Regions from separate parts of the Homo sapiens genome. Here region 1 is linked to region 2. A link is a loop called in an ENCODE intact Hi-C map of the cell type or tissue named here. Cell type or tissue: mesothelial cell of epicardium. All regions are shown on one strand.

The links. Peaks named below come from ENCODE experiments on the same cell type or tissue, not always from the same donor. Only the 100,000 strongest peaks of a DNase experiment are listed, where the experiment ranks them.
Region 1: it touches region 2 in a loop (17-fold over the local background); 1 of 110 quality-filtered maps calls a loop at or near these places.

The regions. Positions count from the first base shown.
Region 1 is chr17:30,717,011-30,721,010 of GRCh38, reverse strand. It overlaps the pseudogene SUZ12P1. Among named protein-coding and RNA genes, the nearest start is that of CRLF3, 110 kb to the left of the region's middle. RefSeq lists an enhancer at 1,616-1,665. In mesothelial cell of epicardium, CTCF peaks have their summits at 1,299 and 1,502 (motif pointing right); DNase peaks (open chromatin) are centred at 520 and 1,520.
Region 2 is chr17:30,546,042-30,550,041 of GRCh38, reverse strand. No RefSeq gene overlaps it. Among named protein-coding and RNA genes, the nearest start is that of GOSR1, 71 kb to the right of the region's middle. In mesothelial cell of epicardium, no CTCF peak of the experiment used is centred here; a DNase peak (open chromatin) is centred at 1,851.

The sequences.
Region 1 (4,000 bases), 170 kb before region 2:
CCCCCGGGCCCACACTGTATTTGAGTGTCTATGCAACCTCAGAGCTGGTCACGCCTGGACGTTCTACATCTGGGAAGCCAGGTGAGCCCACACCTGTGTCTGTCCCCCGCTTGCACCTCAGTAGTCTCCAGTCACCTTATTTGTCTTTCTTTTTTCTTTCCTTCTTTCTTCTCTTTCTCTTTTTTTTTTTTTTTCCTTTGAGACAGTAGGATCTTGCTCTGTTGCCCAGGCTGGAGTGCAATGGTGCACTCTCAGCTCACTGCAGCCTCATCCTCCCAGGCTCAAGTGATCCTCCCAGCTCAGCCTCCTGAGTAGCTGGGACTACAGGCACACAAACCCCCGCCTGGCTAATTTTTGTGTTTTTTGTAGAGATGAGGTTTCACCATGTTGCCCAGGCTGGTCTTGAATTCCTGGGCTCAAGCAATCCTCCCGCCTCAGCCTCTCAAAATGCTGGGATTACAGGTGTACCCAGGAATCCATTGCACCCAGCCATAGGTGACCCTATTTCACCCATGGGAAACGGGGCTGCACACCTGCCTGTATGTTCGCATCTAAGCCCTACGTCTGTCTCAAGTCAAGGGTCGGTGCGGCAGGGTGGGCCACTAAGGCCTAGACTCTGTCCTCGGGTGCCCTGGGATGGAGATGGGGAGAGCGACAGGAGGAGAAGTGGCTGCTGGGGGAGAGGGGGCGCCTCTAGCCTGCCCTAGCCTGCAGTTGCCATGGCAACCCTCTGCGCGCTTGAGGGGGTGGGAGTCTGAGTGCCTTGGGTGGGGTGGCGGGGAACCAAGGTGGGGATCTGGGATCTGAGCCCCCTTCATGGTCTTCTCCCTTCTTGGCAGCAGCCGGCCCCTCCACACACAGCCCTCTGGCTGCATCTCCTGCCTCCTGCCCACTCCCCAAACCCAGCCGCCCATGAGCCCACCTCCTCCAGGAAGCCCTCAGGCATCCGGCAGGTCCATAAGGAAGCTGCAGGCCCCGGGGTGACTATGAAGGACCAGCTGAGAGTCGAAGCTCCTGAATTTCAATCTGCTGTGTAGCTTCAGAGCAAGCACTTGGCCTCTCTGAACCTATTTCCCCATTGCTGCTCAGGGACTAACAGACCTACCTCGCAGAGACAGAGCACGTGCCCAGAGAGGGCCCAGGTACATGGTCCTTGGGCAGGGCAGGGTTGTCGCGGCATCTCCAGTCCCTGCCCCATCCTCCAGCTCAGCGGATGGCAGCCCAGTCCCTCCAGGTGCTCAGGAACCGGACAGTCATCCTGGATCCCTCTCCCCTCACATCACATCCAGCCCCGTCAGGTCCTGTGGCTACTCCTTCAGAGCCCACTCACCTCTCGCCACTCCTCAGCTTCTCTGGTCCAGCCCCATCATCTCCTGGCTGGACCCCACTTCCCCACCTCACTGTCTACACCTCGTCTCCCCATCTATCTGCCACCCCTGTCCCATCCAATCTCTACCCCGAGGTGAGAACAATCTTTGCAAAATGAAACTGTCTACAGTATGTTTCCCCCATGGCCACCAGAGGGCGCTTGTGAGCATCTAAGTCAGCTGCTTCCCTCCTCTGCTCAGAACCCTCCGTGGCTCCCACCTCACTCGACCAAAAGCCAAAGTCTGTATCATACAAAGGCTCTGCACTGGGCCGGATGTGGCGGCGCACACCTGTAATCCCAGCACTTCGGGAGGCTGAAGCGGGCTGATTGCTTGGGCTCAGAAGTTCCAGACCAGCCTGGGCAACATAGTGAAACCCTGTCTCTACCAAAAATACAAAAAGTTAGCCAGGCATGGTGGCACACGCCTGTGGTCCCAGCTCCTCGGGAGGCTTAGGTGGGAGGATCTCTTGAGCCCGGGTGGTGGAGGTTGCAGCGAGCTGAGATTATGCCACTGCACTCTAGCTTGGGCAACAGAGCAAGACCCCATCTCAAAAACAAAAAACAAACAGGCCCTGTACAATGTGAAACACCAGGCACTGTTCTGCCTTAGGGCCTCTTCACGGGCTGTTTCTCTCTTCTCCAGATCCCCTCACAGCTCCTCCTGCATCTTCCTTTTGGTCGTTCCTCAAACATCACTAGCTCGGCAAGGTCCTGCTGGCCCCCGCACTCCTACGCCGTGTCCTGACTTGATTTCTCCATACCTATCACCAGCACGCCATGCGTTTTATTTGCTTATGAACTCTCTGCTACTAGATGCTGGCTCTGCAGGGTGGGGTTTGCATACTACACTCAGCACAGTGCCTGGCACAAGCAGGAAGCTGAAATATAATTGTTCAATGAAGAACCTTTTAAAGGTCACCCTGGAGCTGGGTACAGTGGCTCATACCTGTAATCCTAGCACTTTGGGAGACCAATGCAGAATTGCTTGTGGCCAGGAGTTTGAGACCAGCCTGGGCAACACAGTGAGATCCTCTCTCTACAAAAATTTAAAAATTAGCCAGGCATGGTGGCACACACCTGTGGTCCTGGCTACTTGGGAGGCTGAGGCAGCAGGGTCATTCAAGCCCAAAAAGTCAAGGCTGCAGTGAGCTATGATCATGCCACTGCACTCCAGCCTGGGTGACAAAACAAGACTCCGTCTCTAAATAAAATAAAGGTCACCCCAGCCACCAAGCAGCACTAGACTGCAGAGCGGTAGGGGTCGTTCAAAAAATTCCCTGCACCCCCCCGACACCTTCTCCTTCGTCTCCCCATCTATCTGCTACCCCTGTCCCATCCAGTCTCTACCCTGAGGCCAGAATGATCTTTGCAAAATGGAAATCCAATTACACCCCTCCCTGCCTACAACCCTCCATGGCTCCCTATTGCCTGTGATGCTCTAACATGGCATCTCAGGCCCTGCTGTCCTGCCACCTTCCCATCACTTCTACTCAGCGTCTGTCTCTCTCTCACACACAGTTCCTTATTCTGCTCTCCCTCCAAAGGGCTCTGCCCAGAGGACGGCATTCGTATCTCTCATATCCACTCTCACAGAACACAGGGCCTCTGTGTTTTGCTCCCCTAACTGGACTTGGACTCAGCTGTTTAATGTCTGTCTTCTCCACCATCGAGGGACTCTGAGGGCAAAGTACCATTGCGGGTTGGGCTGGCTCTTGTTGCATACCCAGCCCTGGGCAAGGAGTGGATGCTTGTTCATTTGTTTAATGAATGAAGATGAAATAGACCCAAAAAGCAGATCATCTATTCAGTGGATGTTTACCGAGTTCCCAACTGGTCACAAGTGCAATGGAGGAAGGTGTGCCTGAGAGGGGGTATACGTGTAGGTGCAACTGTAGACAGGGTGGCCAGGAAATACCTCCCCTAAAAAGTGACATTTTGGCAGAGGTCTTGAGGAGGTGAGCCATCTAGGTACCTGTGGAAAGAGCATTCTGGGCAGAGGGAACAGCACGTGCAAAGGTCCTGGGGTAGGAATGTGCTGAGATGTGGCTGGGGCCTTGCAAGCAAGGGAAGAGTGGAAGGAGGTGAGGGCAGCTGGGGAGGGGGGTCACAGAGGCCATGCAGGGCCTTGTGGACCTCAAGGAGGACTTTGGCTTTCTAGAGAGGTGGGAGCCATTGGGAATCCTGAACAAAGGAGGGATGGGATCTGGCTCGGGTGTTCACAGGTGTCCTCTGGCCACAGAGATGGAGATCAGACTGTGTGTGGGGAGGGTTGCTGGGAGTGGAGGGTACTCCCTACCCCACCTGTCCCTTGCCTTTTGTCCACAGGGCTGTCAAAGCCAGAAACCTGAAGCTTCCACCAAGTGCTGGCTGCTTCTGGCCCTCACCTTGCTGGTTGCCTCCTGGCCTCCCTTCTGGCCTCCTGGCCTCCCTTCCTGCCAACTATGGCTCTCTCCCATGTAGCAGCTAGAGGGAGCTCATGCTAAACATTCTCACCCTGACATCTGGATCCTGACATAAACCCCCTACCTCTACCCCCATCCCTGCCACAGGCCCTGGCAGCCCCACGGACAAACCAAACAGACTCACAGTCACAAGGCCAGCCAGCAGCCTCCAGCTTCTCTCCATGTGCAG
Region 2 (4,000 bases):
ACGTATGCATGTGTACATGTCTGCTTGCATGTGTGCATGCGTGTGTGGTGCAGGGATATGAGGTGGACAGGATGTCGGAGGGCAGCTCCAGCTCCAAGCTGCACGTTTCTCTGTTAGAATGGTTTAGATTCCCTGGACCACAGCAAGAGAGTGTTTTCACGTGCATCCATTTTTCTTAGCATTGAAACCCATATTTTTAGCAGCATGTAAACCTTAATTTGCTTAACTATTCTTAGAAGCATTTATACCGGTGGTCCCCAACCTTTTTGGTCCCAGAGACCAGTTTCATGGAAGACTTTTCCACGGACCCGGGAGAAGGGGAAAGGATGATGCGGAGATGATTCAAGCCCATTACATTTATTGTGCACTTTATTTCTATTATTATTTCACTGTAATATATAATGAAATAATTATACCATTCACCATAATGTAGAATAAGTAGGAACACTGAGCTTGTTTTCCTGCAACTAGATGGTCCCATCTGGGGGTGATGGGAGACAGTGACAGATCATCAGGCATTAGATTTCATAAGGAGCACACAACCTAGATCCCTGGCATGCGCAGTTCACAGTAGGGTTCATGCTCCTATGAGAATCTAATGGCACCACTCATCTGACAGGAGACACAGCTCATGTGGTAATGCAAGGGATGGGGAGCGGCTGTTTCTACAGATGAAGCTTTGCTCACTGGCTGGCTGCTCACCTCCTGCTGTGCAGCCTGGTTCCAAACAGGAGGGAACCCGTGATTTATCCAGTAAGATAAATCCATTATGTAAGTTGACATTATTCACTCTGCACCACCCAAAATTATCTTGCATACCTACACACACCCAAGGGTCCGACAGCACACTTTGGGAGCTGTAGACAGTAAGCCTGGAGGTCCATTGCGAATTCCATCTCTTCACCCTGTAGGCTAATAGGCTATGTTAGTTTCCTAGGGCTGTTTTACAGTACCACAGACTGGGCACCTTCAACAACAGAATCTTACTGTCTCACAGTACTGGAGGCCATGAGTCCAAGATCAAAGTGTCAGCAGGGTGGGTTTCTTCTGAGGCTGTGCAGGAAGGTTCTGTTCCAGGCCTGTCTCCTGGCATGTCGGTGGCTCCCAGTCTCTAAAAAACAAACAAAAAAAAAAGAATATGGAAAGGAAAGGTCATTCTGATGAAGTCTCAGATGGAAATCAAGAAGAGGTAAATGGAAACTGGAGGAAAGGTGAGTGACGCTTGCCATAAAGTGGCAAAGCACTAGTGTTTGGTGGAAGGCAGAACTTGTGAGTGATGTAACTGAAATTTGGCAGAAGAAATATCTCAGCAAAGTATTGAAGGAGCGGCTTGATTGTCTTGAACGTTTATAGGAAAATGAAAGAAAAAGAGGAATGATTTAGAGACAGAACTTATAATCAAAAGGGAAGCAGAACTTAAAGATTTGGGAAACTTTTAGCCTTCTCAGCCTGCCCGTTTTGAACAGATAAGAAAGTGTGTTTGGGAGCGAACACGAGGGTGTGGGTCAGGAGGCCTGCGTGGATCAGGGCTGTGCTCCTCACCAGGACAATGGAAGAGCGACCCTGAAGGCATTGTGTGGATCACTCAGGCCGCACTCTCGTCACAGGCCCATGGTGCCAGGGCACTGACGGCAGTACGGTTTCCAAGAAAGGCCCTGGGGCGCCCTGAGGACCCCTGAGGACCTTGGGGCTTGCTGCCCAGCACTCCCTGAAGTCGCTGGTTCCCACACTGTGCTGTGGTGCTCCTTGGCTGCTCCAAGTGTTGCTCAATGGGCCCTGGTGGAGTGGGGGACATGCTATCACCCCTCCAGAGGACACAGGCAGAAAACTCTTTGGAGCATCCACGTGGTGCTCATTCTGCAGGTGTGCAGAGTGCAATAGCTGTGGGATATGGCTGCCTCCACCTGCATTTCAAAGTATGTCCCAGACAGCCTTGGGGTCAGGCAGAAAACTGCCACAGGGGCAGGGACACCACAGAACGTTCCCACTAGGGCAATGCCCAGCAGAGCCGTGGGGAAGAGGCTATCCCCAAGATTCCAGGATGGTAGAGCCAGCAGTGTGCAAGTCCACCCTGGGAGAGCCTCAGGCATCAAACTCCAACATGTGAGAGCTGCTGCCTGGGCTGCACCCAGCAAAGCCATGGGGGAAGAGCCACCTGAAGCCCTGGGCCGCCCAACCACATCCTAGTATATCTGGAACATGGGCCATGGAGTCAAAGAAGGTTCTCAAGTTTTAAGATTTAATGTTCTTTTCCCGGTTGGGTTTTGGACTCACTTGGGGCAACAACAACAACCAAAAACACCAAGCTGAAAGCAAAAAACACAAAATAAACACCTTAACCCTATCCCTCCATTTAATGTAATTCAGGACTCTAACCAAGAAGAATTTCTCAATTTCTCAGCAAAGCTACAGGGCTAATATTCAAACCCGCCTATAAGCAATGCTATTTCTTTTCCTTAGGTAATTATTTTCCCAGAACTCTATAAAACAACTAAAATATTTTTGACCAGAAATTAAACATATAAAAAAGACCATCTAGGCCTTTGCAGCATGCACCTCCAAACTCTTCCAGCCTCTACTCATTATCCACTTGCACATTTTTGCGTATTTTTTAGAGCAGCATTCCACTTCCTGGTATCAAAAATCAATACGAGTTTGCTAGGGCTACGGTAAGAATATACCACAGATGGAGGTCTTAAATAACAGAAATATTGTTTCTCACAGTTCGGGGTCCCAGAAGTCCAAGACTAAGGTATCAGCAGAATCGGTTTCTTCTAAGGCCTGGCTCCTTGGCTTATAAGTGGCCACCCTCTTGTCTGTGTCTCCATGTGGTCTTCGGTCTGTGTCTGTGTCCTCATCTCCTCTCCTTATAAGGACACCAGACAGATTGGATGAGGGCTCACCCATATGACCTCGTTTCCCCTTAATTACACCTTTAAAGGTCCCATCTCCAAACACAATCCCATTCTGAGGCACTTGGGGTTAGGACTTCAACGTATCAACTTGGGGGTGGGGGACACAATTCAGCCCATAACACCCGACTTCTGTGCCCCCAAAACTGCTTAGGCAGAAGAAATGATGGGGTGGCTCACCATGGTCCCTTCAAAGCTTCTGCCCAGAAATGGCACCTGTGACTTCTGCTCCACTTCACTGCTCACAGCAGGTAACATGGTTCACTTCAAAGGGACAGGGAGGTGCTATCCTACCATGGATTTAAATATAAGACCTCAAACTATAAAAATCCTAGAAGAAAACCTAGGAAATATCCTTCTCTACATCAGCCTTGCCAAAGAATTTTTGGCTACGTCTCCAAAAGCAATTGCAACAAAAATAAAAAGTGACAAGTGGGACCTAAGTAAATTATGTTGTAAATCAATAAATGTGATTGACTTATTGAATCGGCAAATGTACATTTATTGATTATAAATTTTATACACTTTATAATAAAGAGTTTCTGCACAGCAAAAGAAACCATCAACAGAGTAAACAGACAGCCTACACCATGGGAGAAAATATTCACAAGCTAGGCACCCAACAAAGGCCTAATATCCAAATCTATAAAAAACTTGAACAAATCAGCAAGCAATAAAAACCCCAAATAACCCCACTACAAAATGGGCAAAAGACATGAAAAGACACTTCTCTAAAGAAGACATACAAGTGGACAACAAGCATATGAAAAAATGCCCATCATCACTAATCATTAGACAAATGCAAATCAAAACCACATGAGATCCCATTTCACACTAGACAGAATGGCTACTATTAAAAAGCCAAAAAACAACAGGCACTGGTGAAACCATGGAGCAAAGGCAATGCTTACACACTGTTGGTGGGAATGTAAATTAGTTCAGCCACTGTGGAAAGCAGTTTGGAGTTTTCTCAAAGAACTTAAAACAGAGCTAACATTTCACCCAGAAGTACTATTACTGGGTATATAACCAAAGGAATATAGATCATTATTCCAAAAAGATGCATGCACTCATATGTTCATCGCCAA